4 separate regions of the Homo sapiens genome follow, and all the other regions are linked to region 1. Evidence: read pairs that join two places in POLR2A ChIA-PET (ENCODE). Cell type or tissue: OCI-LY7. All regions are shown on one strand. Links, peaks and the distances in the headings refer to the core of each region. The heading gives the core; the rest is flanking DNA.

Evidence for each region. ChIA-PET counts read pairs that join two places held together with the same protein. Peaks named below come from ENCODE experiments on the same cell type or tissue, not always from the same donor. Only the 100,000 strongest peaks of a DNase experiment are listed, where the experiment ranks them.
Region 2: POLR2A ChIA-PET joins it to region 1 with 5 read pairs; 2 of 35 experiments call an interaction of 5 or more read pairs at or near these places.
Region 3: POLR2A ChIA-PET joins it to region 1 with 5 read pairs; 2 of 35 experiments call an interaction of 5 or more read pairs at or near these places.
Region 4: POLR2A ChIA-PET joins it to region 1 with 6 read pairs; 2 of 35 experiments call an interaction of 5 or more read pairs at or near these places.

The regions. Positions count from the first base shown.
Region 1 is chr5:156,911,157-156,918,908 of GRCh38, forward strand. No RefSeq gene overlaps it. Among named protein-coding and RNA genes, the nearest start is that of TIMD4, 48 kb to the right of the region's middle. RefSeq lists enhancers at 1,452-2,651, 2,652-3,597. In OCI-LY7, for the core only: no CTCF peak of the experiment used is centred there; DNase peaks (open chromatin) are centred at 2,439, 3,065 and 3,465; H3K4me3 peaks cover 1,971 bases; H3K27ac peaks cover 4,000 bases.
Region 2 is chr5:156,846,026-156,853,777 of GRCh38, forward strand. It overlaps PPP1R2B (PPP1R2 family member B), which reads left to right and starts at 4,270. Exons shown (of 1, transcript NM_206858.3): 1 at 4,270-6,503. The coding sequence starts at 4,538. The coding sequence ends at 5,155. In OCI-LY7, for the core only: no CTCF peak of the experiment used is centred there; no DNase peak of the experiment used is centred there.
Region 3 is chr5:156,832,209-156,839,960 of GRCh38, forward strand. No RefSeq gene overlaps it. Among named protein-coding and RNA genes, the nearest start is that of PPP1R2B, 14 kb to the right of the region's middle. In OCI-LY7, for the core only: a CTCF peak has its summit at 3,934 (motif pointing right); DNase peaks (open chromatin) are centred at 2,643, 2,933 and 3,883; H3K4me3 peaks cover 1,696 bases; H3K27ac peaks cover 2,152 bases.
Region 4 is chr5:156,860,343-156,868,094 of GRCh38, forward strand. No RefSeq gene overlaps it. Among named protein-coding and RNA genes, the nearest start is that of PPP1R2B, 14 kb to the left of the region's middle. In OCI-LY7, for the core only: no CTCF peak of the experiment used is centred there; a DNase peak (open chromatin) is centred at 4,019.

The DNA of each region.
Region 1 (7,752 bases), core at 1,283-5,282:
GAGATGGGGTCTTGCTGTGTTGCCAGGGCTTTCTTTCTACTTGGGATGCTTTTGTGGGAGGACATATCAGAGCTGTGGCAGCCATCCTGTGACCAGGAGAGAAGTGCCAATGAAGACACAGAGACCTGACTAACACCTCATTCTTGTGAAGCTGCTGAACCCAATCCTACAACACTCCTAAGTCCCAACTCTAGTTATGTGAAATGATTCAAAGTCTTTGCTAATTAAATCATTATTTTTTCGTATTCTCTTACTTGCAAAAGAATACAGTCTTACTGAGACAATGAATGACTGCTTGTTCCCTACAGAAGATCTCCCATTATATCTAAGTACAAAAGAAAATATAGTTGCCTTTTTACCAAGTTCCTTATTGTGCAACAAAGATTACCACTTAACCAATCTCCCACTTTTCTCTTACAATCTTGGTGTCAAGACATCTTTCTAGTGTCTTCTGAAGAGATTCATAGTGCCACCCCGACCCTAAGGACATTCCTTCTCTGATTATCTTTTGTCTTATTATCACTTTCCATAGACTAAATATTATATCTTGGTTTGTAACTACTTTAGGGGGCCTCTTCCAGAGTAATTGGTCATTATCTTTATGCCTCAGATCTTCTTGAGCGATATTGATGATTTCCATATGCAAAATCACATGGGGTTAGTAGAGCCACACAAACTTAGGCCAAGCTTTGTTCTGATTAATTAGAAACATTATTTTCTGGTGCAAAGCTACCCCCTCTCTAGGGCTGAAGTTTGCAAACATTGCTGTATATTCAAATCACCTGAAGTGCTTTAAAAACTGATGCCCATGTCTCCTCGTTGTGAATCAAATCAGGACCTCAGATGGGAGCCAGGCATCAGTATTTTTAAAAATGTTTTAATTATTTATTTATTTTATTATTTTACTTTTTGAGATGGAGTTTCGCTCTTGTCACCCAGGCTGGAGTGCAATGGCGTGATCCTGGCTCACTGCAACCTCCACATCCCAGCTTCAAGTGATTTTCCTGCCTCAGCCTCCCGAGTACCTGGGATTGCAGGCGCCTACCACCATGCATAGCTAATTTTTGTATTTTTAGTAGAGGTGGGGTTTCACCATGTTGGCCAGGCTGGTCTCGAATTCCTGACCTCAGGTGATCCACCCTCCTCGGCCTCCCAAAGTGCTGGGATTACAGGCGTGGGCCACAGCATCTTGCCTAAATTTATTTTTAATTGACAATAATTGTGTATATTTATGGGGTACAAGGTGATGTTTTGATCTATGGATCAGGCATCAGTATTTTTTAAGTTTCTCCATGTGATTCCAGTGTGCAGCTGAGTTTGAAAATCAATGCTTTAGACCAGGACTTCTCAAACTTTAATGTGCACATGAGTGACCTAGAGATCCTAGATGTTACAAGGTGAATTCTGATTCATAGGATCTATGGTAGGGCCTGGGATTCTGCATTTCTAATATGCTCCCAGGTGATGACAAAACTGCTGGTCTGAATCTCACACTTCGAATAGCAAGGGTCTAGATATAAAATGTAGATCTAGTAGTAGTCTATTCTAACAGCGGATCTGAACAAACTAAATTCCATTTGGGTTCAACTGCAAAGTCACAGGAAAAGTGATCACTGCAATAAAGTCAAGAGCAGGGGCTGTGAGTGAGAGAACTGAGAGGATGGTTGTTTTTGATCTCTAGTTTATAGACTTAGGTTGACCAACCATCCAAGAGAAGCCATCTTTGCAAAATTATAACGATGAGAGAAATCTGACACAGTCGACCCCATTTTGCATAACTGACATATTTTGACCCCATAGTTTCCACAATCCCTTATTGCTCAGGAGTCATATGGCCAGAGATCACAAGGTTTGCGACTTCCCCAGTTGCTCATCTAGGTAACATCACTACTGTAGAAACTAAGATTGGTTTTTTGAAATATTTTTTCAACAGATCCCACCCGGCCTTGTGACTCATGATTCACCCGGTCCTGTGGCCCCACCCAGAGTTGGACTCAGCACACAAAGAAGTGTTCCACACCCCTATGATTTCATCCCCAATTTATCAGCAGCACCCTTTCCCTAGACCCCTGCTCTCCAAACTGTCCATAAAAACCCTAACCTTCAAGCCTTTGGGGAGATTGATTTGTATAATAACTCTATTTCCCATGTGGCTGGCGTCATGTCCATTAAACTTTTTCTCTACTGCAATGCCGTGTTCTCAATGAACTGGTTTTGTCTGTGCAGATGGCACAGGAAGAACCTATTGGGTGATTACACCAGTTTGCCCAGGACTGAGGGGTTCCTGGCATGTGGGACTTTGAGTTTTAAAACCAAGAAAGCCCAGAGCAAATTGAGACAAGTTGGTCACCATAGTTATGGTGCTGCTAGGAGAGCAGCAGAGCAGCCAAGCTGTGCGCTTTTTGCATTCTGATTCCTCTTCCTGGGGGCAGCAGCCCACTATAAAGCCAGGGGTGTGCTAAGATAGATGGCTTACGGAAAAGGAACGCTGAATTGCATGGCCACACCAACAAGAACTTAATTACATGACTCCAGAAGGGCAATAACAGGGCAGATTCTGTGAAAACTCCAGAATCTTAGCCACAGAGACAAGTCTAGAAAACACAGTTTAGTGCTTTGCTCTAGCACTGGTTAACTGTGGGACCTGGGCAACTCATGCCCCCTTTCTGAGCCTCAGTTTCCTTGGCTGAAAATGGGAGTGAAACTGACAGATGTGTGCGAGTCTTTGCTGTGCTCCCACCCCATTATTTCACATACAGTATGGATAATGCATATAACCGCACAATAGCACCTTTTCAGCACAAGCAGCAAATCCACCTTCTGTTTTGCGAGCAGCCATTTCCAGTGCTCCCCAAACTCCCTCTGGATAGCATTAGCATTCATCTTATTCGGGAACACTTCCCTTCACTGTCCTTTGATGCTCAGAGAGCTGAGAACTCACAGTGCTTTTTTTTTTTAAGGCTGTAACATATTTACAAATCTAAATGAAGCTCTATTTCCAGACCCAGTCTTTCGGTTTTGAGTGGCTTCCTCCTTCTGCTCTCACCTCCACCCAGGGAGCCCACTTCTCAACTTCCTGTTTTCTTTAGAGAGACAAAGAGTCTCCCCAGCCACCCATTGCTGGATTCCTGTTAACCTTTCATTAAGCCTGCTGACAGCTGGCTTTAGCTCTTCATGAGTTAGTTCAACACATTCCCATTTAAATGTGTCCCACCTGGCTTCATTAAGTTTCCTGCCAGGTTCTCCCTTTACAGCTTCCTCTGCAAATGCAAATCAGATTCTGAGTAAATAATATGGGGACAAGGGAAGATTGAGCTATAATGGGGTTGTAACTGGAAAGCCATTGATATACTCAGGTTGCTGTGGATCAGAGGACACTGAAATCCATTTGAGTCCAATGCAGGTCAGTGTTACAGAGCCATATGCATGAAGTCTGGAATTGGAGCCCTCACTGTGAAGTACAGGGTAGTGGTTAGAGTGTGGAGTCCTTCAAGCCTGGTTCAAAACCTGGCTCTGCTACAGGAGATTGGACGACGTGACCTTGAGCAAGTTCCTTCACCTGCCTGTGCTTCTGTTTTCTTAGCTCCAAAGCCAAAATAATATACCCGCTTTATTGAGCTGCTGTCAGGAGTCAATGAGATAATTGCCTTGAAACAGTTAATAGAGTACCCAGAATATAATAGGTGCTCATTACAAATTGATAGTATCTCCTGTGTTTAGCCTAGAAAGGCCATGGTGAGGAATTAGGTTGCTTTAAATTGAGCTTGCATGCGGCCCAGGATGGCTTTGAATGTGGCCCAATACAAATTGGTAAACTTTCTTAAACATTATGAGATTTTTTTTGCGATTTTTTTAGCTTATTAGTTATAATTAGTGTTCGCGTATTTTATGTGTGGCCCAAGATAATTCCTTTACTTCCAGTGTGGCCCAGGGAAGCCAAAAGATTGGAAACTCCTGCTTTAAATTGTGAGGTTTGATTGTGGATCCACCATATAATCATTAGCTGTAAGAAGCACATACTGCATCACATTCCTTCCTTATGGAAATGGAAAAACAACATTGATTCCATTCGATTGCATTACCTTTTTGTTTGTTTGTTTGTTTTTTGAGACAGACACAGTCTTAATCCGTTTCCCAGGCTGGAGTGCAATGGTGCGATCTCGGCTCACTGCAACCTCCTCCTCCCAGGTTCAACCGATTTTCCTGCCTCAGCCTCCCGAGTAGCTGGAATTACAGGCACCTGCCACCAAGCTTAGCTAATTTTTGTATTTTGGGTAGAGACAGGGTTTCGCCATGTTGGCCAGGCTGGTCTCAAACTCCTGGCCTCAAGTGATGTGCCACCTCGGCCTCCCAAAGTGCTGGGATTACAGGTGTGAGCCACTGCACCCGGCCTATTCTATTGCATTTCCCATGTGTGTTTTGTCTCATTCAGAAGTGAAGCTCCTTAAAAGAAGCAATTCTCTCTCCTGGGCCCCACATACAATAGATACCAAAAAGTTATTTATAGATGCTAACAATTCATCCTGATTACACAAAGAGGGAATGAGAGGAGCAACTACATCCACAGCCTCCTCTGATCAAGGAGTCTCAGTATAAGAATTATATATTTATTTTAATTCATCTTTTACTAAAATCCACCCTTTATCCCCAGTCTCAAACTGGCTACCTTGTTTTAGCCCACAGCCATGTTTTGCTTGCCCAGGAAATCATTTTAACTAATTTTAAATTTTAATGCCCTTAAGTGGACATACACTCCGATTTATCATGGGCCATGTCATCTCCCTTTGACTCCCTCAACTGTATCAGCTGCCTGGCCTCTAAATTCATCAGAGTTTGCCACCTCTGCCCCAGGCAGAGCTAAGTGTGCTGCTTCTAGGTAGGTCTAGGGGCCAAGGATGAAAAGGGCTGGAAGACAGGAGACAGGAGACCCATACCTGTATTGAAAGAGGGTATCTCTGCCACAGCATGGAGAACAGACAGGAAAAGGAGTAAAGTCAGAGATTATAATTAGGAAGATACTGCAGGAATCCAGCCAGAAAGTGCTATCAGCTTAAAGGAGATGAAGCAGCAGGACCTTTGCCCCTGGTACTGGAAGCTCCTGACCCTCTGTCTGGCCAAGCCCACCACCACACAGCCCTGGTAAAGGGAGATTGTTTTCTTGAACACTTTATCTGTTAGGAATTACTACAGTGCAACATTTCTCAAACTCTAACGCACATCAGAATCATCTGGAGGGTCTGTTAAAACACAGTTTGCTAGACTCTACCCCCAGAGTTTCTGATTCTGGAGGTATGGGGTGAAGGACATGAATCTGCATTTCTATCAAGTACCAGTGACACGGAGGCTGCTGGTCTGAAGTGCATAGTTTGAGAGCCACCGGGCTAGACCAGCATTTTTCAGAACTTGGTTCCATATTAGAACCACTTTGGGACATTTTTCAAAAATTCAGATGCCCAAGTCATACCCTGGACCAATTACAGAAAGAATCTCTTAAAGGGTAGGACTCAGGAATTGGCATTTAAAAAGCTCCCCAGTTGATTATTCAGCTAACATTGAGAACTACTAGGACAGAGGCTCCTGGAGGCCATTACGAGCTCTAAAATACTATGATTGCTCATGTTAGTGTTTCTTAGTCGGTACAAGGAGTTTCAGAAATACATTTGGGAATCGATTGAAAATACCCCTTTGCAAAACAGAAAAGTAATATTCATTGAGTTTAAATGTTCTGTTTAGGAAGTGTCTGTCGTCTTCTTTTTCTAGTCAGACCCAAGCTGGTAGTGACATTGATAATGGCGGTGGTTTTGGAAGGTGGATAGGGAGCATGAGCTAAGTTAGGGTTGGGTGTATCATTACCTCACAAGATACTATAACCTGACTACATACACAAAGCCATCTGGCCCCACTCCATTTTCTAGATGGGGAAATTCAGGCCCTGAACCTGGCTCTAGACCCACTTCCCCAACGTTTCTAAATAAATGTTTGAGTTTAGCACACTAGACAAAGTCACTTTAAGTATCTTAAGCTGACATCAAAGCCAAGTTGACCAAAAAAAAAAAAAAATTTTTTTTTTAAAAAAAGGGCCAGGCACAGTGGCTCACGCCTGTAATCCCAGAACTTTGGGAGGCCAAGGCAGGCAGATCACCTAAGGTCAGGAGCTCGAGACCAGTCTGGCCAACATGGCAAAACCCATCTCTACTAAAAATATAAAAAATTAGCCAGGTGTGGTGGCGGGCGCCTGTAATCCCAGCTGCTTGGGAGGCTGAGGCAGGAGAATCGTTTGAACCCACCAGGCAGAGGTTGCAGTTAGCCAAGATCATGCAATTGCACTCCAGCCTGGGCAACAACAGCAAAACTCCGTCTCGAAAAGACGAGAAAAGAAAAGAGAAGAGAAAAAGAAAAGAAACAGCTGCCAATCTGCTGCTAATTGTTTTCATCATTGGTGCCAATCATTCTGCCCAACTGCAACTGAACAAGTCAGAAGTCAGGCTGCCTTGGGCCAGTTTTTCCAAGTACCCAGGTGAGGGGGATTTTTACTAACTGTTGGATCAGTGTTGTGTGAACTAATAGGACAAAAAAATCTATAGGCTTCACCAGTCAAGTAATTAGACTGACTTTTTTCTCTCTTAAATGTAATGTCAAGAGAGTTGAAATCCAAAGATGGCTACATTTAGAGAACCACGTACTTATTCCATTAATGTTGCTATTGCTGTAAACATGCTGGGAAGTCCTTCACAGAAATGTCTTTCAGATCTGGTTTACTTTCCACATTTCTACCCAGCCAGAAGCCCCTCTCACTCAGGCACACATGTTTTTTATACATTCATTCAACAACTGTTTGCTTTAATCTCTCTCCCATGGCTCCTCGTGTTAGCAGTTATTAAAGTTTTAAAATAAACCTGTTGTTGCTGAGGAGCACATTTCCAAGATTATATTTAGAGAAACTTATTTGGATTGCCTTGCTTTCACATCCACGCACTGCCCCTGGTTGAATATTCCTGTCATTCACCACATTTTACTCCCACGGACTCTTCCCTGTTTCCAAAATTAAATTCCCCAAGCAAGAACTAGGATGTGACACTATGGTCACCTCTAAAGACACTCAAATGTGAAAAGAAAATAATAGAAAATTTAGGAGTTTTAGAAGTGAGTCAATGTTGGCCAAGTGCAGTGGCCCAAGCCTGTAATCCCAGCACTCGGGGAGGCTGAGGCAGGCAGATTACCTGAGGTCAGGAGCTAGAGACCCACCTGGCCAATACAGTGAAACCCCATCTCTACTAAAAATACAAAAATTGGTGGTCATGGTGGCATGCACCTGTAAGCCCAGCTGCTCAATCAGGAGGCTTAGGCAGGAGAATCGCTTGAACCCGGGAGGCGGAGGTTGCAGTGAGCAGAGATTGTCCATTGCACTCCAGCCTGGGCAACAGAGCAAGACTCCGTCTCAAGAAAGAAAATAAAGAAGTGAGTCACAGTTACGGTGTGATTCCATGTCATTTCCTGCATTGTTAATGAACCATAGGCTCTGTGCTGCTCATATCATACCTGCAGTGAGACAATGAACTCTGAAAGCTGGGCATAAAAGGAGAGATACGAATCCATACGAGATGAAGGCAATTAGGGTAACAAAAGAACCAGAAATTGTATCCCAGAAGCAAGGAAATTTGGAGAAACATGAGATTCTCCTTCTAATACCTGAAGAGTTAACAGCTCTCCAGTACTTCCCAGCATGCTTAGAGCAATAGCAACATTAATGGA
Region 2 (7,752 bases), core at 2,482-6,481, 64 kb before region 1:
AAGTACTGGAATTACAGGTGTGAGCCACTGTCCCTGGCTAGCATTGTTTTTATTATATTTTTCAAATATATGACAGCTATGAAATTATACCTGGCCAGGCACAGTGGCTCATGCTTGTAATCCCAAGACTTTGAGTGGCTAAGGCAGGAGGATAACTTGAGGCCAGGAGTTTGAGAGCAGCCCTGGCAACACAGTGAGACCCCATCTCTACAGAAAATACAAAAATTAGCCAAGTATGGTGGTGCATGCCTATAGTCCCAGATACTCAGGAGGCAGATATAGAGGTGGGAGGATTGCTTGAGCACAGGATTCTGAAGTTACAGTGAGCTATGAATGGCCATTGCACTGCAGCTTGGGTGACAGAGCAAAACCGGAAGGATGGAAGGAAGGAAGGCAGGAAGGAAAGAAGGAAAGAAGGAAGGAAGGAAGGAAGGAAGGAAGAAAGGAAATTATACCTTTTTTTGCTACCTTTTCACTCAAGAGACAGTATTGTTAGGTTGTTGTGAAAATTAGGTAAGGGAGTACATGCCAGGTGTTGGAAAACTACAGCCCACAGTCCGAGTAGCCTGCTGCCTGTTTTTTTGAACAAAGTTTTACTGGAGCACAATTACATCATTTGTTTAAATATTGTTTATGGCTGCTTTCCTGTTACAATTAGAGTTAAGTAGTTACAACAGAGAATGTATGTCATGCAAATTCTAAAATATTGACTATCTGGCTCTTTACAGAAAAATATTGTACACCCCTGATATAAGCAAGCATTTAAAACAGCCTTAGTATAAGCTCTCAATAAGCAATAATGTTTCTTCCTTGTAAGCTTACCTCAATTTGCTCAACAAATTATGGGCAACAGTTGCACACAGGAGAGCAAGTAGAAATAAATCACTTGCATTGTGAAGTCCAACAGTAAAACTCTAGATTACATAGTCCTACGTGTAAGTTCAGATTTCCCTGGGTGCCATAGCAGAGTTTTTATATTGGGCATAGGGCAGGGTTGAACTTCTATTGTATTTTCACATCACTGCTGATCCTGTGACCAGTGTATCTCACACCAAGCATAGCATATGTTCATCAGACTACAATCTATACAAGACACTTAACTAAACCCAAGATTCTCACAGCAAAACAGGCAGGACAAGCCTAAGAGTGAAACTAAATCACTCTCACGAAATATCACTGATGATATTCAAAAACTCAAATATGAAGATGAGACAGCTCCTAGGGCCACAAAGAGGTGGAAAAAAAAAAAAAAAACAAGAAGATGGTCTGAGAATTGGACTTTTATATCTTCAACATCCCACACTCCCATCTGTCCACAGCAAAATGCATAGAAAATATCCCCCTGACTGATGGTTTCTACAGTAAAAAAAGTGACATTGAGGTGAACCACCAGCTTCCCCTACCACCTTAAGTTTCCTGACAGGAGACCTTTCTCTGCTTCAACGCATGGGAAGCATCATGAATGCCTGAAAGGAAAAATATACCTGAGGACAGCCATAGATAAAGGAGGAGAGTGGGACTATTACCCCCAGCCCTAGAAACTCCATCTGAAATTCAGCCAAAAGAGATGCCAAATCAGGGTAGCTATTCAGCAGCAGTACATTGTAGGAGGAATAGTCCACAGGTCCCCTGGGCATGAACCACTAGCCAGCCTTCCCACACAGCTGGGATATCCCTTTTGGCACCTCCCCATTTGGGATGGGCAGTGCTCTGATCATTAACTGGAGCCAAGGAAAACCTAGGCTCAAAGCACAATCTAGTGTTAAAGAGAAAGCAGCAACCAGTGGGGGAAATAAAGAAATTCAGCAGGTAAATTCAAAGAACCTCTAAGCAAACATATCCAATAATAATCAAAACAAGCCAGAGAAAGAAGAGAGAAATAATCACTTAATGCAAAAATACAGATGTATATCCACAATAAACAACAGCAAATAGGGAACTATTACCTCCCTAAATGAACAAAGCAAGGAACCTGTGACTGAGCCTAATAGGATGGTGATACGGAATCTCTGACCAAGAATTCAAAATGACAATTTAAAGGAAACTCAGTATCTCCAAGATAACACATAAAAGCAACTTAGAAATTTATCAGAGAAATTTAACAAAGAGATTGAAATTTAAAGAAAAATTAGACAGAAATCTCATAACTGAAAAATACATTTGCTGAGCTGAACAATTTATTAGAAGTTCTCAACAGCAGAAAGGATCAAGCAGAGCAAAGAATCGGTGAGCTCAAGGACAGGTTATTTGAAAATACAGAGTTAGGGCCAGGCACAGTGGCTCATGCCCGTAATCCCTGCACTTTGGGAGGCTGAAGCTGGTGGATCACTTGAGTCCAGGAGCTTGAGACCAACCTGGGCAACATGGCAAAACTCTATCTTTACAAACACACACATACACACACACACACACACACACACACACACACACACACACACACACACACACATTATACATGTGTGGCTGGTGCCTGTAGTCCCAGCCACTCAGGAGGCTGAGCTGGGAGGATCACTTGAGCCTGGGAGGAAGAGGTAGCAATAAGTCCAGATCACTCCACTGTACTCCAGCCTGGGTAACAGAGTGAGAACCTGTCTCAAAAATAAATAAATAAATAAATAAATAAATAAATAAATAAAAGAAAAGGAAAAGAAAAACAAAATACAGCATCACCTTTGGGAGGCTGAGGTGGGTGGATTGCCTGAGGTCAGGAGTTCGAGGCCAGCCTGGGCAACATGGCAAAACCCAATCTCTACTAAAAATACAAAAAATTAGCCAGGTGTGGTGATGCATGCCTATAGTCCCAGTTACTCAGGAGGCTAAGCCACAGGAATCTCTTGAACCCAGGAGGCGGAGGTTGTGGTGAGCCAAGATTGCACCAGTACACTCCACCCTGGGTTACAGAGTGAGACTCTGTCTCCACCAAAAACAAAACAAAACACAACAACAACAATAACAAAAATATGGAGTCAAGAGAAAAAGGAAAAAAGAATGAAAGGAACAAAAATATAGAGAAAAATTGCCTAAAAAGACAAAAATCAAGAATTATGGATGTTCAAGTGGGAACTGAGCAAAAACAAGGGGTAGAAAACTTATTCAAAGAAATAATAAGAGAAAACTCTCCAAAACATGAGAAAGAAAAATACCTAGGTACAGGAAGGTCAGAGAACACCAAACAGATTCAACCCAAATAAGAGTACTTTAAAGGATATAATAATCAAATTCTCAAGTCAAGGACAAAGAGATACTCCTAAAAGCAACAAGAGAAAAGCAGCAAATGACATATAAAGAAGCTCCAATTCATCTGGCAACAAACTTCTCAACAGAAACCACACAGGCCAGAAGGGAGTAGGATGACATTTTGAAAGTGCTGAAAGAAAGTAACTGCCATCAAAGACTACTGTATCCAGCAAAGCTATCATTCAAACAGGAGGGATAAAGTCTTTCTCAGACGAACAAAAGCAGAGAGAATTCAACACCAAACCCATCCTATAAAAAATGCTAAACGGAATTCTTTTTTTTTTTTCTTTTGAGACAGAGACTCAGTCTGTCACCCAGGTTGGAGTGCAATGGCATGATCTCAGCTCACTGCAACCTCCACCTTCCAGGTTCAAGTAATTCTCCTGCCTCAGCCTCCCAAGTAGCTGAGATTACAGACACGCACCACCATGCCTAGCTAATTTTTGTATTTTAATAGAGACGAGGTTTCACCATGTTGGCCAGGCTGGTCTCAAACTCTTGACCTCAAGTGATCTGACCACCTCAGCCTCCCAAAGTGCTGGGATTACAGGTATGAGCCACCGTGCCACATCGGGAATTCTTCGATAAGAAAAACCACCATCACCACCGCCACCACCATGCAAAAAGAAAACATTTGAGGTATAAAACCCACTGTAAGTACACAGAAAAATCCAGAATGCCCTAATACTTGTAAAGGTGGTGTGAAACCCACTTATAACTCTAGTATAAAGCCTAAAAGACAAATCAAAAACTTTAATAGCTACAGTAATCGTCAAGAGTTAGGCAATATAAAAATATATTAATTGAGACAATATAAAGTCAAAATGTGGTGGGGGGATAAAGTTTGTTTCTATTGTGTTTTCGTGCTCTGTAAGTTTTCATCTCTTTACAACTTGTTACATCTATAAAGATGTTTTTTTTTGTAAGCCTCATGGTGTCCACAGTACAAAAGAACTATGAAAAAGGGCGTCGGATTTGCTCCACCCCCCCCACCCCCACCACACCCACCACCCCCCACCCACCACTCCCCGCGGAGCTCTAGGCCGGCATCTCTCCGCGAGCCGCGGGTCAAGTGCCGGCGGCTAATGGTGCGCGAGGAGCCGCCACCCATTCGGCGTTGGCTCTGGCGTCGGGGTCGTTGTGACAACCGCTCCAGTAGCCGTTTCCGAGGCAGCAGGTGCGGCCGCTTTAGCCCTGAGCGGGCTCTGCGGCTGCCTGCGAGTCTCTGCTGTGCCGACCCTTCTCTTCGCGGACCCCACGCCAAGCAGCGACCCTGAGGCGACAGCCGGAGCGCCCGGCAATGGCGGCCTCGACGGCCTCCCACCGGCCCATCAAGGGGATCTTGAAGAACAAGACCTCTACGACTTCCTCTATGGTGGCGTCGGCCGAACAGCCCCGCAGGAGTGTCGACGAGGAGCTGAGCAAAAAATCCCAGAAGTGGGATGAAATTAACATCTTGGCGACCTATCATCCAGCAGACAAAGGCTATGGTTTAATGAAAATAGATGAACCAAGCCCTCCTTACCATAGTATGATGGGTGATGATGAAGATGCGTGTAGGGACACCGAGACCACTGAAGCCATGGCGCCAGACATCCTAGCCAAGAAATTAGCTGCTGCTGAAGGCTTGGAGCCAAAGTACCGGATTCAGGAACAAGAAAGCAGTGGAGAGGAGGATAGTGACCTCTCACCTGAAGAACGAGAAAAAAAGCGACAATTTGAAATGAGAAGGAAGCTTCACTACAATGAAGGACTCAATATCAAACTAGCCAGACAATTAATTTCAAAAGACCTACATGATGATGATGAAGATGAAGAAATGTTAGAGACTGCAGATGGAGAAAGCATGAATACGGAAGAATCAAATCAAGGATCTACTCCAAGTGACCAACAGCAAAACAAATTACGAAGTTCATAGAAGAGATTTGTTCAACACTGCAATTGTTTGTTAGATATAAACCCTGTGACTATAATACATTGCTTCTTGTTCTCCACAATTCATGACTTAAGTACCAAAATGCATACCAGTTATTATATATTGCCAAGAATTAAATGATAAACTTAGAGACTAATTAGACTGAAAATGCCTAATTGATATATATATTCTTATGCCTAGTACTTTACCACAAATACAGTGTAATATCATCAGTCCAAAACTGCATTACTTTCATAAGAACACTGGTTAATTTGTATAAGATATTATAGAGCTTTTTATGCTTTAGAAGTTAAGCAATATCTTTGGGGGGGAACTAATTTATTTTCATCACTCGAAATGTGGTAGCTCTTACAAAGTTTGTTGATTTGTTTTTTTAAAAATCAAAAGCCAGTTGAACAACAGGATATATAGACTTATAAATATTCAAGCTGAATCGTATTTTAACACTTCTCTTCAACTTGATTTGTCTGTTTAATTGAAAAGAATTGTAAGAGTTACTGTTGCATTTTCTGACCTACTACCTTTAAAATTCCTGTTGAGTTTCTTTGTGTTTACAAGGAAAGGACTGAACTTTTTCTCATCAAAACTAGCTTTTTTCCCCACAAATAAATTATCAGGTTAAACTTTCACCAATGTCTGCTCTGTTTTTTGGCAGGGGGTTTGTTTGTTTTTGTTTTTTAATGTTTTTGGTACACTGGGCAGACTTCAGAGCAGTTTTTTAAAAAATAAATATTCTAATGTAGCTATCTCGCCATTCCCTTTAAATACCTGTCTTAACCTCCTGCTTTTATTTCCTACTCCTTTCCACACATACACACACAATCTTTTACCTTTTAAAGGATCATTAAGATTGTCACGACATTAGGAACTCTTTCTGTCACTCTTCTGTCATTTGCTGCTGTGTGGAAATTCTTATTTTGACCATCAATGCCTATGAATTCTTCTAATACATGAAGAAAATAGATTGAGTAGCAGCAGTACTATAGGCAGGAAATACAGTTTAACTGCTGAATTTCTATGCCTCTCGATTTACAGATTGCTAATTAAATTGCTATTATTAGTTTGGCTTAATTAGACTTAAGAAAACAACCGAGGGTTTTTTTTTGTTTTTTGAGGGTTTTCTTTGCATGAGAATTGTATGTAACCAGTGATATGATTATTCCTGAATGTACAGACAGAAGTAAGCCTGGACATTTTTTAATTTAAAAACTTTAAATAGTCCCTGCTTTAAGGGAATATGATAATGTATACTATGACAAATGTACTTTATTCCTCTAACGCAGTAAGAATTATGTGGAATATTTTCCTTAAACGAAGTGCAGGAAAGCCCTGTGTGTCTTGGTTTGGTTATGGTTTCATTTCTAGCCATACAATTGATGAATCGTATACAATTTTCGTTAGTACCAAAATAATCTGTTATATGAACAGACTTCTAAAATAATGTCTGTATAATATATATTTATATATATAAAATAAGGCTTTTATTGAACAGCTTATCTTCCACTTGCAGGTTTATAGAAATATCAGTATTTCAAAATAAATAAAAAGTGGGAGAATTCTTTGCTGTTAGAAGAATGTGGTTATTATTTTGATTTTTTTAAATGAGATATATAATCAAAGTACTGCTGAACTATAAGTGCAGTATTCTAAACATTTCATCTAGTAATACCACTGATTTAGAAACAAAACTGTTTATCTCTGGTTTCTGAATTTAGAATTTTGGGATTACCTGTTTAAATCTGTCTTGGGGGATGTAGAGATTAAGTCTGTACATATGTGTGCACATATATTCATGCAACCTCTGATTTTGGTTTTCTTGTTTCTGAGTTCTTAGAAAGTGTCCACATACTCTTTTTTGTAGAAGTAGCTGTTGTAGAGTGAAGAAAAGGATAAGACTTTAAACAGTTGATTCTTTTTGTGTTTTCTACAAACTATTTTTTGAAATTTAAATCACAAGCAAACTCATTTTCTGGTTTTTAGAAAGTAGATGATTTCAGAGGAGTAAGGCATGCCAAGCAGCATGCTCAGTGGGGTTTTAGGCTGTCACATGCAGCTGAGAAAAGGTATGTTCAAGTCATAAGTCGCTAATTGATAGGGTATGAACTAGTCAAAATATGAACCATTATGATTCAAGTTAGATTTTCCTCTGGAGAGACAGATCTGAATGTTCAGTTCTAGCCAAGGTAGATTTTACTTTCAACTTTTTAATCAGTATCACTTTCTGTGCTTAACTCTCTGGTGTTACCTTGTCCGTTTTCATTGGTCTAAAATTCTGAAGAGATGACTAAAATTTGACATAATGGTATAAATGGATTATTAAGGGTAACTTTCAGTTGAAGAGAAAAGCAAGATGCCATTTTCCCCATGACTTTGATTTTGTTTACATTTTTCCCTTTAAGTTAGTATACACTACGCATACGGTAATAAAATACAATAATATAAAAAAAAGAACTATGAAAGATACACTAAAAATAAAAAGTAACAAATTAAAACATACTACCAGAGAAAATCGCTTAACCACAAAGACAGTAAGAAAGGAAGAAAGGAGTTACAAAACAACCAGAAAACAAGCAACAGAA
Region 3 (7,752 bases), core at 1,989-5,988, 78 kb before region 1:
GGCAATAAAGTTTTTACTTCTCAGACTTTGAAACAACCAGCAATACCCACTGCGGACAGAGATGTGGGAAATGGGCACGCACAGATTCTTTGGGGAGTCTAAACTGATAAAACTATTGTGGAAAGTAGTGCAGTCATGGGTATTGACATCCTTAAAAAGGTTCTTGTCCTTTCCCAGTAATTCCCCTTCAAAGTGTTTCCCCTTAGAAATAATCTGGGCTGGGCATGGTGGCTTGTACCTATAATCCCAGCTACTTGGTAGGGTGAGGCAGGAGGTCAGGAGTTCAAGACCAGCTTGGGCAAAATAGCGAGATCATGTCTCTTAAAAAATAATTAACAAATTAGCTGGGCACTGTGGCAGGTGCCTGTAGTCCCGAGCTACTTTGGAGGATGAGGTGGGAGGATCCTCACAAGACATATAGGATGCTTATTATAGCATAATCAAAAACAGAAAACAAACTATATAACAATTATCAATTGGTTTAATAGCTACGGAATATATATGAGATATATATATATGAATACCACTCAGCTAATAGACATGATACTGTAGATATACATTTATTGACATTAAAAAAATGTCAATATGGGCTGGGCATGGTGACTCACGCCTGTAATCTCAGCACTTTGGGAGGCCAAGGTGGGCGGATCACTTGAGCCAAGGAGTTCAAGACCAACCTGGGCAACATGGTGAGACTTCGTCTTTACCAAAAATACAGAAATATAGCCAGGTGTGGTGATGCATGCCTATGGTCCCACCAGCTACTTGGGAGGCTGAGGTGGGAGGATTGCTTAAGCATGGGGGCAGAGGTTGCATGAGCCAATATTGCACCACTGCACTCCAGCTTGGTTGACAGAGTGAGACCCTCTCTCAAAAAAAATAAATAAATAAAAAATCAATACGAATACACGCATTATTTATATGTGTGGGTTTATATGTGTATATGTATATACATGCTTATATATAAAGTGAAAAAGCCTCTAGGCAATTAAAAAAAAAAGCCTGGGTAGTATGGTCTCATTTTGTAAATATCTACATATGAGTAACCCAAGTAAATTCCATAGCCAAATCTTGCCGCAATATGATAACTAAAGAAAAATAATCCATATATTAGAAAAACAGAAAAGGTTTACATCAAAGTAACACAGACCTGAAACTAACAGTGAATTCTTACTTAGACCAAAGGAGATCCAATGTTTCACCCCAAACAATACTTCTTATGCCCTCTTTTGCCCTTTTCTTTCTAATCTCTTACTATCTTACAACCTGATGCTGCACAGAATCCTTCATCTTCCTCTGTTCTTCTCTCTCCACCACCCACAAAAAATCTGACTCATGTTTCTTTCCTCACTCCTGTTTCTATAGAGGCCTCTACTCCTATTTTTTCCCCTCACTCTACTGCAAGGCAGCTACATTCCTCTCCAAAGGCTATTCTGGTCTTCAGTGATCTCCAAACTGATAAACTGGGGAAGGGAAAGGGAGAGAAGAGAGATGGGAAAAGGGAGGGAGGAGGTATAGAGTAACCTCGCCCTCTGGGACAGTTCCCAGATGGCAATATAAAAATATTAGTTATGTCTACTGAATAAAGATTCTTGGAAATAATTCATTTTCATGATCAAATGTGGCTGGCACAAAACTCATAAAGACAGAATAGATTAGAGGTCACCAAGGGCTAGGAGAAAGGAGGAAGGAGTTACTGCTTAATGGGTACAGAGTGTCTGTTTGGGGTGATGAAAAAGTTTTGGAATAGTGGTGATGGTGGGGACTATAGTAAATAATAATGTATTACATATTTCAAAATAGGTAAAAGAGGATTTTAAAAGTTCTCTGCACAAAATGATAAATATTTGAGGTCACAGATAAGCTAATTAGCCTGACTTGCTCACTCCACTATGAATACACTTGTCAGAACATCACATTGTATCCCATAAATATAATTATTATTTGTCAGTCAAAAGAAAAATTAAAAATAGTTTAAAATGTCTGGACACAGAATAAAAAATGTGTTTTAAATCATTAAAATGGCAAATTTTATAAGATATTTATATTTGTGTGTATACACACACACACACATATACATACACACACACATATATATACACCACAATTTTTCTTTTTTTTTTTTTTTTTTTTTTGAGACAGAGTCTGGTTGTGTTGCCCAGGCTAGAGTGCAGTGGTTCAATCTCAGCTCACTGCAACCTCTACCTCCCAAGTTCAAGCAATTCTCCTGCCTCAGCCTCCCGAGTAGCCAGGATTACAGGCATGTGCCACCACGTCCAGCTAATTTTTGTATATTTAGTAGAGACAGGGTTTCACCACGTGGCCAGGCTGGTGTCGAACTCCTGACCTCAAGTGATCTGCCTACCTCAGTCTCCCAAAGTGCTGAGATTACAGGCGTGAGCCACCACACCTGTCCTATTAACCACAATTTTAAAAAGGGAGGTCTGGCACAGACTTTGCTCTTTTGCCTCCTTTGTCCTTTCTTCCTGTCCAGAGTACAGATCATGCCCAAATCACATAAGAACCATCTAGAGACCAAGAGGTAATTAGCAAGAGGATGAAAGCAACATAGTATTCATGATGACAAAGTAGAAAAATAGCCTCGGGGTCCCTGTGGCACTAGCAGCCTCACAGTCCAAGCCGACTTCCCCCAGGTTTTTTATTATGAAAGAAAAATGAAGTCTTCTTTGCTTAAGGTACTTAGCAAATTTTCCATTACTTGCTGCTAAATACACTCCTAATAGATACAGCTCCCTGTTGCCTACTCACAGAAATGCCTAGCAAGGCGTCTAAGACCCTTCCCAGTCTTGCCCCCACCTCCCTTTGCAGATTTCTCTCACCCTTTTTTCTCATAAGAACTCGACTCCAACTTTGCTTTCTCTAAACAGAATGTTCACCACCCTGCTCTGTGTCATCGCTCACGGCAGCTCCCTACTTTGCATGCCCTCCCCCGACCACCTTTGCTTAGCTACTCTTCAGCTCCACCTCTCCCAGAAACACTTTACCTTGCTCCAGCAAGAAGTAAAATGCTCCTTCTTCTGAAATTCAAAGAGCGCTATTTGTATGCCATCTATCACCAGTATCCAATCCATCAGCAAGTCTTTTCAGACCTATTTTCATACTGCATCTCCCCAAAAACCACTTCCAGACATGACTACTCATATTATCTACTGCACACCACTTTTAGCTCTCATATGGATACCCAAAATGGCCCTGATCTGGCCTACGTATTCCATTCTTACCCCTCTCCCTCTGGTCCATTTCTAACACAGGTGCCAGAATAATCTTTTTTAAAATGTTAAGTCAGATCATGTCATTTCCTGCTCAGACCCTCCAGATGGCTTCCCAACGTCCTTGGAATAAAATCCAAATTCCTTTCCGTGAACCACCTGCCCAGCACCTCACAATGTGGTCCATTCTCCCTCTTCAACTCCATTTTTGCTCCTTTCCACCTGTTCACTCTCACTCAGCCATGTTAGCCATCCTCTGTTCCTTGACAGCGCCAGTCTAATTCCAGACTTAAGGCATTTGCACTTGGCATTCCCTCTGCCTGGAATGATCTCCTCCCAAATCTATACATAACTCATTCCCTAACTTTTCTGCTTCAATGTCATCACCCCAGATAGGCCTTCCCAGACCACCTTACCTAAGATAGATGACCCAAACACACTATCTAACCTTCATTATGCTTTGTCTTTGTAGCATTTACCTGACCCTGAGTTTATATATACATGTATTTTTTAAATTTTCTTGTTTATTATGTAACTCCCCTCTGGATCGTCAGCTCTGGCAGAGCAGGGGCTGTGTTCCGTCCATCACTGTGTCTCTAGCACCTGCCACAGTGCCTGGCACATAGTAGGTGTGGCTACTGTAACTCCTTCCTGTTTGTTTACAATCTGAGTACCTGCTTCATTATGGCCACTAGGTGGATATCTACAACTTGAAGTCACATCCAATGTTTCCTCCAGTTCTTCCTCCTTCTCCTGCCTCCTCCATCCTGCCATTCACCCTCTATACCTATTACAAAGCATAGAACATCGAAATATTGGAAAAATGAAAGAGCTTTTCATTTCTGGTTTTATTTTAAGTGTATCAGCAATCTCTTTCTTAATATGTAATCTTACCTAAGCTAACAAAAATTGTCTTCCACCAATATTTAATTACTCTTCCACAAAATGGTAAAAACTCGATATCGCTTCTTTCCATTTATATAAGGTCTTACATTTTAAATAATTTTGATACTAATGACTATATCATTTTATTCTATTTTTCTTTCATTAGAGAAAGTGAAGTTCTATTTTTTATTTTTATTTTATTTTGAGACAGAGTCTCATTCTTGTCACCCAGGCTGGAGTGCAGTGGTGTGATCTTGGCTTACTGCAACCTCTGCCTCCTAGGTTCAAGCGATGCTCCTGCCTCAGCCTCCCAAGTAGCTGGGAGCTCACCACCATGCCCAGCTAATTTTTGTACTTTTAGTAGAGACGGGGTTTCACCATGTTGGCCAGGCTGGTCTTGAACTCCTGACCTCAGATGATCCGCCCCCCTCGGCCTCCCAAAGTGCTGGGATTATAGGCATGAGCCACCGCAACCAACTGAAGTTCTATTTTTCAATTTCATTAGAAAAAGCAAAGCCACTTTGAATCCTTCTTGCAAATAGACATAAATATATTTTTAAATACAAAAGATAGTTTAAAAATCTTAACAAATAATGGTGTACTATTTAAAAGAACAGAATCACTAGCAACCACGAGCCCTTACACACAAATATTTGTTAGCTTCTCTTTCTATTTCTGCTTGGAATCATTCCACTAGCTGACTGCTACTGAAATCTAATTTTCCAAGTTTCTTAAGAATACCCTTTCAATGCCAAGTCTCATTCCAAACAGCAAATCTCATTGACCTACGCCCATGACTGAAGTTCTAATGACTAAAATCCTTCAGCAGCGCTACTATTTCAGATCAAGTTATTAAAACTATAGTTCCCCTCAAATGCACATTGATTAGTGAAAGAAGCCAGCCTGACTGGCAACACACTGTAGGATTCTATACGACAATCTGAAAAAGGCAAAAATATAGAGGGTAGAAAGATCAGTGGTTGAATGTACTATCACTAAATTCTACACTTAAAAATGGTAAAAATGGCAAGTTTTATGTCATGTATACTTTACCATAATTTGTTTGTTTGCTTTTTGAGACAGTCTTGCTCTGTCACCCAGGCTGAAGTGCAGTGTTGTGATATCTGCTAACTGCCACCTCCACCTCCTGGTTCGAGAGATCCTCCCAACTCAGCCTCCTGGGTAGCTGGAACTACAGGCACACACTGCTATGCCCAGCTAATTTTTTGTTTTAGTTTTTGTTTTGTTTTGTTTTGTTTTTTGTTTTTTTTTTTTAGTAGAGATGGGGTTTCACCATTTCGGCCAGTCTGGTCTCAAACTCCTGACCTCAAGTGATCCACTCACCTTGGCCTCTCAAAGTGCAGGGATTACAGGCATGAGCCACTGTTCCTGGCTGGTTTTACCATAATTTGTTGAAGGGCAAAAAAAAAAAAAAAAAAAAAAAAAAGAGCAAGTGTCAGAGGTGCAGGATGAGAGGTGAGGAGGAGTAATAGGTAAATCACAGGGTGGGTTTTAGAGTGGTAAAATTATTTTGTATAATACCATAGCCAAGAAAGCCATGAATGCATAAGCACGTGCATGTGTCAAAATACACGGAGCTGTCAAACACAGAGAGTGAACCCTAATATAAACCGTGGATTTAAGGCCCAGCATGGTGGCTCACACCTGTAATTCCAGCACTTTGGGAGGCCGAGGCAGGCGGATCACTTTGAGCTCAGGAGTTCGAGACCAGCTTGGGCAACATGGTAAAACCCCATCTCTACAAAAAACACAAAAATTAGCTGGGCGTGGTGGCTTGCACCTGTGGTCCCAACTACTTGAGAGGCTAAGGCTGGAGAATAGCTTGAGCTAGGAAGCAGAGGTTGCAGTGAGCCGAGATCAGGCCACTGCACTCCAGCCCGGGTGACAGAGTGAAATCCTGTCTCAAAAATAAATAAATAAATAAATAAACAAACAAACAAACAAACAAACTATGGACTTTAGTTAATAAGAATGTACCAGTATTGGCTCACCAATTGTAAGAAATGTACCATACAAATGTAAGATGTTAATAACAGAGGAATCTGAAGGAAGGCGGGGAGAGTATATGGGAACACTGTACTTTCTGCTCAATTTTCTGTAAACAAAAAACTGCTCTAAAAATAAAGTCTATCAATTAAAAAATAAGAAACAAAACTTAGTTCCTGTTTTGGTCATAAATGTCTAATTAAAGAGAAGTTTTCTTAAAAAAAAAAAAAAGTCCTTCGTGCCAAATTGCCAAATTGTAGATCTAGGTAAATATTACCTTAATTGCATGTTCATATTTCTTCTTTGTGGATGAGTTTTCTATTTAATAAGTACCTCTATCTTTAAACATCAGACAGCTCATTGGAGACAGATATTTATTAAATGCCCATTCTTTGCAAGGCTATGTAGTAGGCATTAATATACTTTTAAATAAATAAAGCAAAATCTTGTATTGCAAATCACGCTTGGGAAGAGGGAAGAGGAAAGAAAGATTTCCATGGGATTTCCCTGGATGGTTTTTTCAGGGTACACAGGTCACCTTGCTCCTGAATCATTCTTCTCAGCAATCTCAAAGGAAACTGGGACTCTCTCTCCTATCTTTTGTACATTTTTATGGATTCCTTGGCTTCTCTCTACAGCAAGAAGATAATTTCCTAGAGCAAACAGCCACATTGATATTCATGGGATAAACGGTTTGTAACGGAACAGCAACACCCCGCTAATGTAAATTTCATACACAGCTTCCAAAAGGTTAAACAATGCCGCTTAGCTCTACTGTGCCCGGAAAGCAAATGACAGCAGGAGGCTCAACCTTGGCACCAACCTTGGCAGGAGGCTCAACCAGGCTGAGTCCTCAAACAGAAATTTCTTTCAGTAACAAGGTCTTGCTCTCTGCTTGGGAGAGATGTTCAGTGCCCTGTAACAGTCTAAGTCCCCTGGAAACTAACAACTCAGACACAAACAAGCCCCATTCAACTTTCTCAACTCAAAAAGGAAAGACCACAGGCAAAGAATGAGGGAAAAGCAAAGACAGAAATATTTTCAAGTTTTCTTTATGAGTACATATTTTTAAACAGCTTTCCCACATATGCTTGCTGAATACCTTTATCCTCTCCACTGTTCCTTTACTCAATGCTCTGACTCCATCCTCTCACATTCAGACAGTATTTATTGAGTGCCTACTGTGTGCCGAGTGCCCTAGGATGTGCTGGAGGTACAACAACGAGGAATTCAGACAACTTCTTTGCATCCCATGGGGCTTATATTCTGGAAGAGGCAGACAATAAACAGGTTAATTTCAGGTTGTGTTACATGATATGGAGAAAAATAAAACTGGGTAATTTTGCAACAAGGAATATAATGGTGGTGGGGCATTGGTGTATATATTTTATAAAAGTGGGTCATGAAAGGCCTCTGTCAAAAGGTGACGTTTAAACTGAGACTTGGAGGATGAGAAGGAGCCAGCCATCTAAAGATGTGTAAAGGCCCCTAGGCAGGGACAAACTTGCATGTTCAGGACTGGGAATGAGGCCAGAGAGTCCAGGGCACAGTCATGGTGGGAAGACATAGGAGCAGGGGCTAGATCATGAAGGGCCTCGTAAGCACAGTGAGAATTCTGGGTTTTATGCCA
Region 4 (7,752 bases), core at 2,299-6,298, 50 kb before region 1:
TGTGTGTGTGTGAAAGAGAGAGAGACAGAGAGAGAGAGAGAGAGAGTGTGTGTGTGTGTGTGTGTGTGTCTGTGTTGGGAAAGGTGACTTCATGGTTAAGTCTGAAAAAAAACAAACCAGAAAAATGAAATAGAGGTAAAATGAATCATAGAGAAAGGGATAGGCATGGAAGAGAAGCAAAGACTCAATAAACCTATAATGAGAGTCCCTGAAGAGAAAAAACAATTATCACTTTTAAATATGGAATAGAATTCAAAGCTGTAAGTCTCCTCCCCCACAAAATTTTCCAGATATTAGACCAGACTTGAATCTACAAAGTAAAAAGATTCATTCTGCATATGGAAAAATTGCCAAAGCATAATAAGCTCCATGATATATGTTAGTAAAATAATTATGCTATGAAGGCAAAGAATTCCCCCGACTCTCCTCCAGCCACCATCAGTTGCCACTAAAATCTCAACAGCAGTATATGGAGCAAGAAACAATGCACAGCATTCTCAAGAAACTCAAGACATGCAAAAGGGAGCCCACAATTGTGTATTCAGTTGAACTACCCTTTAACTATCAAGACCATGGAAAAACAATTTTAAACATGCAAGAACTGGGGAATACTATACTCATAAACTCTTCCTGAGCAATCTACAAGAACATGGCTACTCAGAATGTAATGTGTAGCCAGCAGCAGCAGCAGCAGCAGCAAAATCCAAGAGATTGTTCAAAATGCAAAATCTTAGCCGGGTGTGGTGGCTCATGCCTATAATCCCAGCACTTTGGGAGGATGAGACGGGTGGATCACTTGAGGTCAGGAATTTGAGATCGGCCTGGCAAACATGGCAAAACCCAACTCTACTAAAAATACAAAAATTAGCTGGGTGTGGTGGTGCATGCCTGTAGTCCCAGCTACTTGGGAGGCTGAGGCAGAAGAATTGCTTGAACCCAGAAGGCGGAGGTTGCAGTGGGCTGAGATCAAACCACTGCACTCCAGCCTGTGCATTAGAGTGAGACTGTCTCAAAACAAACAAAATAAAAACAAAATGGAAAATCTCAGGTCCTACCTCAGGGCTTCTGAATCAGAATCTTCATATTAACAAGATCCTCAAGGGATTAGTATGCACATAAAAGACAAGCTCTATCAATGAAAAGATCATTGTGCAAACTTTGGCCAAAGAATTAATGGTCTTTTTATCTACATATGAAAATATGTTTAATTATAGGTCTGAGACTAAAACAAAGGAGAAAAGTTTAGAGTTCTGTCAAGGTAGAAATATCACAACTTCAAAATGAAAAAAGAAAAAACAAAAGAGAAGTAAATAATGATTGTCTCATAGGGAATAGGTGGTTGAAAAAAGGCATTAGTATGAAGATTGCTAGTAGCACAAAAATATATATCTTCCAAATTTTAATTGAGAAAATAGACCATATACAAAAATAAACACAGTAAATGTAACAAAAATAATATGAGCTATACGAGACCAAACATATCAGTCCTTAAAAAAGTGAACTCGTCTCTATGCTGTATACAAGAGGCATGCTTAAGTGATTCAAAAAGGCTAAAAGTAAAAAGATGGGTGAAGGTATACCAGGTAAATGTAAACACTAAGAAAGTATAGCTGTGATTCTGATAGCAAACAACCTAAGCTAACACTAGAGTCAAAAGAAGGAAGGCCTTTATTATGTTATAGGACACAATCCACAATTAAGATAGAAGTTATGACTATCTGGAACCCAAATAACACAGCCATCAGTCTCATAGAGCAGAAACTACAAAAGATGCCGTGATAAGTAGATTAATAAACACACTAATAATAAATTTTATCACACAAATCTCAGTCAAAGGAAAACCAAGAGGACAGAAAGCTAAGTGAACATGTAGAAGTTCCAAAAATCATTCATAGATCTGATGAATATAAGGTAAGCTTTATATACTGATAATAGAAAGTATACCTCTTCTTTGGCTACATAGAATAGGGTCACACACAAAAAGTACTATATATTGAATCACACAAACAGAAATCAGTACGTCCCACAGGATAGAACAATGCATATGGTAAGCACAGTGAGATCAAATAAGACATTTATAACAAAAAGTAGAAAAAGTTCTTGCTAGAAATTGTAAAAACTCCTATTCAAAAATGCTTAGGTAAAAAGAAAAATATAAACTAAAATTGCAGAGTTGCTAAAATTTTGGAATTTATGAAACATAAATGAAGCTTTAAAATCAGCAGAACAGGCCAGGTGCAGTAGCTCACACACCTATAATCCCAGCATTTTGGGATGCTGAGGCAGGAAGATCGCTTGAGGCCAGGAGTTTGAGACCAGCCTGGGCAACATTGTGAAACCCTGTGTCTCTACAAAAACAAAAAAACAAAAATCAGTAGAACACGTATAACTTAAATATTAATACCAATAAAAAGTAAAAAGTAAAGATCAATAAAGTAAAAATCAAAATATACTAAAAAACTAATTTTATTCATACTTGTATTATTTATGCAGATTATAAATACAAAGTATAGAGTATAAATAATAAAAGTATAAATAAAAATTATACAAATAAAAAGTAAAGAATAAGGGTCAATAAATACTAACTAATCAACAAAATATATGAATAAAAAGTAAAGAATAAAGGTCAATAAATTAAGTAATATCAACAAAAGTACAACAAAGAAAGCAGAAGGGGAAAAAATCAAAACAAAAGTATAAATGAATAAAGTTGGAAACAGAAAAAAGATGAGAACCAAGAAATCAACATGCTGGTTTACTAAAAATAGCAACAAAATAGGCAAACCACTAGTTTCTCATTCAAAAAAGAAAAAGAGTGAGAAATGAGAGAAAAAAATACCAAGTAAGAAATCAGTGGCCAGATGTGGCTCATGCCTGTAATCCCAGCACTTTGGTAAGCTAAGGTAAGAAAATCACTTCAGCCCGGAAGTTTGAGACCATCCTGGGCAATGTGGCAAAACCCCATCCCTGCAAACGATGCAAAATCAAAGGAAGCAAAATCCTAAGTCTCTATTTTTCTGAGCCTTCAGCCTTAGGAGAGTCTCCTAACTACCACTTACAGTAAAATTTTACCCCCAGTTCTTCCTACATAGAAATCTCAATGATAGCAAAGATTCTGGGTCATTAAAGGGCTATTAAAAGTATTATTCTTTATCTCACGTCCTCCTATATCATACCAATGGAGAAAACATGAACAGCTGAAGGTTCAGAAAAATAGAGATTTAGGATTTTGTAATGAAGTCCCTCATATACTAAGAAAAACATGTCAGTGTGTGCATGCATCATTTTGGACACATACTCATAAAGCAGAGTTGTCCCTTGCTTGCTTTATAGCTCCTGGTAGGGGTCATGGCCCTTTGAGCCTTCTAGTCCAGCATCCCCTCCATCCTGGAAATAATATTTCTCAGATACAAATACCCATCTGAGCAGAGCTAACCTTCTCAGCACTCAATGTCTGGGTCATACTTTCCTAGAACAAAGGAAAACAAAACAAAACAAAAAAGATAATCTAGTATTTTGGTTCCAAATGGAGCAATTTCAAGCCTCATTTCATTTCAGCAACTTCTTAGTTGCACACTAGTAAACAGTGAAGAGAAGAAGATAGCAATGTGTATTTGCTCATTTAACAAGTGGTTCAGGCTGGGCACGGTGGCTCACACCTACAATGCCAGCACTTTGGGAGGCTGAAGCAGGCAGATTGCTTGAGCTCGGAAGCTCGAGACTAGCCTGGGAAACACGGCGAAACCCTGTCTCTACAAAATACACAAAAATTAGCCAGGCATGGTGGCACACGCCTGTGGTCCCAGCTACTTGGGGGGCTGGGGTGGGAAGATCGTTTGAACGCAGGAGGCAGAGGTTGCAGTGAGCTGAGATCATGCCACTGCTCTCCAGTCTGGGTGACAGAGCAAAACACTGGCTGAAAAAATAGAAAAATAAAACAAGTAGTTGAATGTCTCTATGTCAGGCCATACTTCCGGTGCTTAGCTCATGGAACTCATGGGAAAGGTCAGAGTATGTCTATGTCAGAAAGTAATGTGCTCTCTGAAAAGAGGAACATGAGCTGAAAGTACATTTTAGGAAGGGTGGTCAGAGAAGGGCTCTCTGATAGGAAATATTTGGGCAGAAGTCTGAAGGATATGAAGAAACAGCTATTTTAGAAAAGAGAATTATAGGCAGAGATAAACTGTATGTGCAAAGGCCCTGAGGCATGACAATGCTAACAAAGCAGTCTGTAAGAACAGAAGATAGAGTTATACGGACAGTGAAAGTCGGCCTTGATCTGTGTGAGCAAAGCACACTGTGAATGATGAAGAACTGCCCCGAGTCTCTAACACTTCACCCATCATCATAAATCCCTTCACTGCCTAGGCACCCCTTCATTTTTCATCAAAGCTCCAAGGTAATTTATTTTTAGAAAATAGTTACTGGCTATTTGGAAGTAAAATGTTCGTTGTTCCCATTCTACCCAACCCCACTTCATCTTCCAGGTCACACATTAAATCTCTCGTATAAGCATATTACTCCCTGATGTGACACATAAGGACCACAGGCTGACAAAAAAAAGTATCAAATGTTCCTCTTGCCTTTTATTTGGTTTAAACTATCAACAAAATTTGGAATGTACATTCAGCATTAGGATTAACCGGTACATGTAATTTTCTAACCGACTTTGCAGGAAAAGACAGATCCGTGAAACAGAGGTCAAGAGAGGCTCACACACAAATAATTTCTTACCAAGGTGACATTTAAAAGCAGTAGAAAAATGTCAGTTGTCCAACAAATGATGATGGGATAACTGGCCAGACACTGGGGGAGGAAATAAATATGTATCATCCCTATTTATACCAAAATAAATTTCAGTGGATCAGAAGGTTAAAAAAAAATGTAAAAGTCAAAGAAAATATTACAACTAAAAAAAAAAATATTTGGAGTGGGGACAGCTAAAGCAAGATACGTAAACCAAAAGCCTCAAAGGAAAAGATTAATGACTGTGACCACAGAAAAACTTCAAAGCCATAAAACAGTAAAAAGACAATTATGGTAGAAAAAATGCAACATAATACAACAGGTAAATTCCTCAATTCATAAAAAGTTCTGACAAGTTAGTTTCAGAGGACAAGTTCTATCCCATTCCCAGGCAACTTGGGGGTTGTTGTTGTTGTTGTTGTTGTTGTTGTTGTTGTTGTTGTTGTTTGAGACAGGGTCTTACTCTGGTCCCCAGGCTGGCAGGCAGTGGCATAATCATAGTTCACTGCAGCCTCAAACTCTTAGGGTCAGGTGATCTTCCTACCTCAGCCTCCCAAGCAGCTAGGACTAAATGAACCACCACACCCAGCTCATTTCTTGTAAAGACAGGGTTTCTCCTTACCTCAGGTTGGTTTGAACTCTTGGTCTCAAGCATTTTTTTTTTTTTTTTTACCTCAGCCTCCCAAACTGCTGGGATTATAGGCATAAGCCACTGTGCTCAGCCTGGATAGCTTTTAGCAAGAAAAAAATGCAAATGGCTTTTAAATGTATGTGTAGATGCACATTCAAAATTAAGGAAATGTAACTTAAAAGTAGCAATAACATTTTATCCTATTAACAAATAATAAATAATTTGAAAACAAGGTGTTGGTGAGGATATAGGAAACAGGCTTCCCTATGCAATTCTTGGTAGAAATGTAAACTAATTGGTATATTTATGAAGGATAATGTGACTACATCCATATCAATTAAATATTCACATGCCCTTTAACTTAGCAATTATATTTCAAGCAATTTATCCCGATACGTTTTCATACATGTATAAAGAGGATTATCTAAGGCTGCAGTATAATTTTTAATGATAAAAATTTAGAAACAACTTAAACATTCATTGATGAAGAATGAGTTAACTAAAGGACAGCACAGTCATACTTATTGTAATACTGTGTAGCCATTAAAAAGATTCAGGCTGATTTATATGAGCTGATAAGAAAGGACTTCTAAGATATAATGTTAAGTAATAAAAGCAGGACAGAGGCATTATAGATATTATATGTATATACCTATACACACAAGAAAAATAGACTGGCTAGGACTAACCCTGAAAAATATCTGTCATACCTACTGTGGCCCAAGTTCATTGGTTTTATTAGCCCATAATTATATTGCCAATGAGTAGCAAAGTGAGCACTCAAACCCAGATCTGTCAGACTCCGAAGCTCACACTGTTAATCATGATGCTGTATACCCTTTGATGATGCTGAAAGGACAAAGGTAGCAAGAAAACAAATGGTAAGACATTTCCTACTTTCTGCTTCCGAAACAACCAGGTATAAAAATGAACAGATCAGTAATAAAGGAAATAATGGAATTTTACAAAAGAAAGTCATATTCATCTTTAAGTTCTTGAAGGGAAAAGGTTGATACGGCAGAAGAATGTTCAGCTCTGTCTCTCTTTCCCAAGGATAATCCAAAAAGACAAGTGGAATTTGTCAACATTTAGAACACTTTATCTCCGTAAGTGCAAAGCTTACCAGGCTGAAATTCTTACCTTCTGGCCATACATGAAACCTACTGTTACTGGCTTTAACTAAATTCTACCAGGTTTAAAAATTAAATAAATCCTCAGCTTGTTTGAAAGAATTGGTGCCAGATAAACTAGTTATCTATAGCCAGACATGTGAACATCCTTCCTACACACTGCCAACTTATTAAAAAGGAGTAAATTCCCAGATGAGTTCTGAAATTTGCAGCCCTAGAACCTGGTGTAAGAGCCAAGACCCTTGGCCCCCTAAAGGTTCATTGAAAAATCAACTCATTAGCTGGGCACAGTGGCTCATACCTGTAATCCCAGAACTCTGGGAGGCTAAGGCAGGAGGATTACTTGAAACCAGGAGTTTGACACCAGCCTGGGCAACATAGCAAGACCCTATCTCTATTTTTAAAAAATTAGCCAGATGTGGTGGCACACACCTGTAATCTCAGCTACTCAGTAGGCTGAGGCCCGGGGATCACTTTAGCTCAGGATATCAAGGCTGTAGTGAGCCATGATCACACCACTGCACTCCAGCCTGGGGGACAGAGTGAGACCCTGTCTCAAAAAAGAAAAGAGAAGAAAAGAAAAGAAAAATCAACTCACAAAAGGCAGATTAATAGGCGAAAAGGCATTCACATTTATTTAATGTGTATACATGAGAGGCTTCAGAATGAAGATCCAAAGACACAGGAAATTGTCTATGTTTATGCTTAGGTTCAGCAAAATATAAACATCATGTAGAAATATAATTGGACAAAAAGGGTAAGATCTAATGCTAATTAACATAGTGGGGAAATCTAGCAAGTCCTGTCTAGATTCTTCTTGGCCTCTCTGTGCAGTATTCCTTTCTTCTAAGTGTAGGGCAAGATCTTCTCTGGAATAGGGGTCTTATGATGTACAGTCAAACAAAGTAAGTAGGTCAGATAATTTTGATGACCAGTTTTTGCATAGAATATTTTTATGTTCTATGGCTGACTTTGAGGAAAGGAGTTCTGGTCTCTATGACATGCATTGGGGAAGAGGGATTCTTGTTTCCATGACTAACCATGGGGAAGAATAGGACAGAGACATAAGGGCAGGAGAAGCTCAAGGAGAAACTTTTACTTCTGAAGCTGCTTCTGAGGCCTTCATTTTGGGGTATTGTTTTCTGACCCCAACACTGGCGAAACTGCATTCTGTCCTTTGTATTAAATTTGTCTATGCCCAAACCAGTAATGATAACGACCCAGCCCTCAAGAATTCACTTTTCT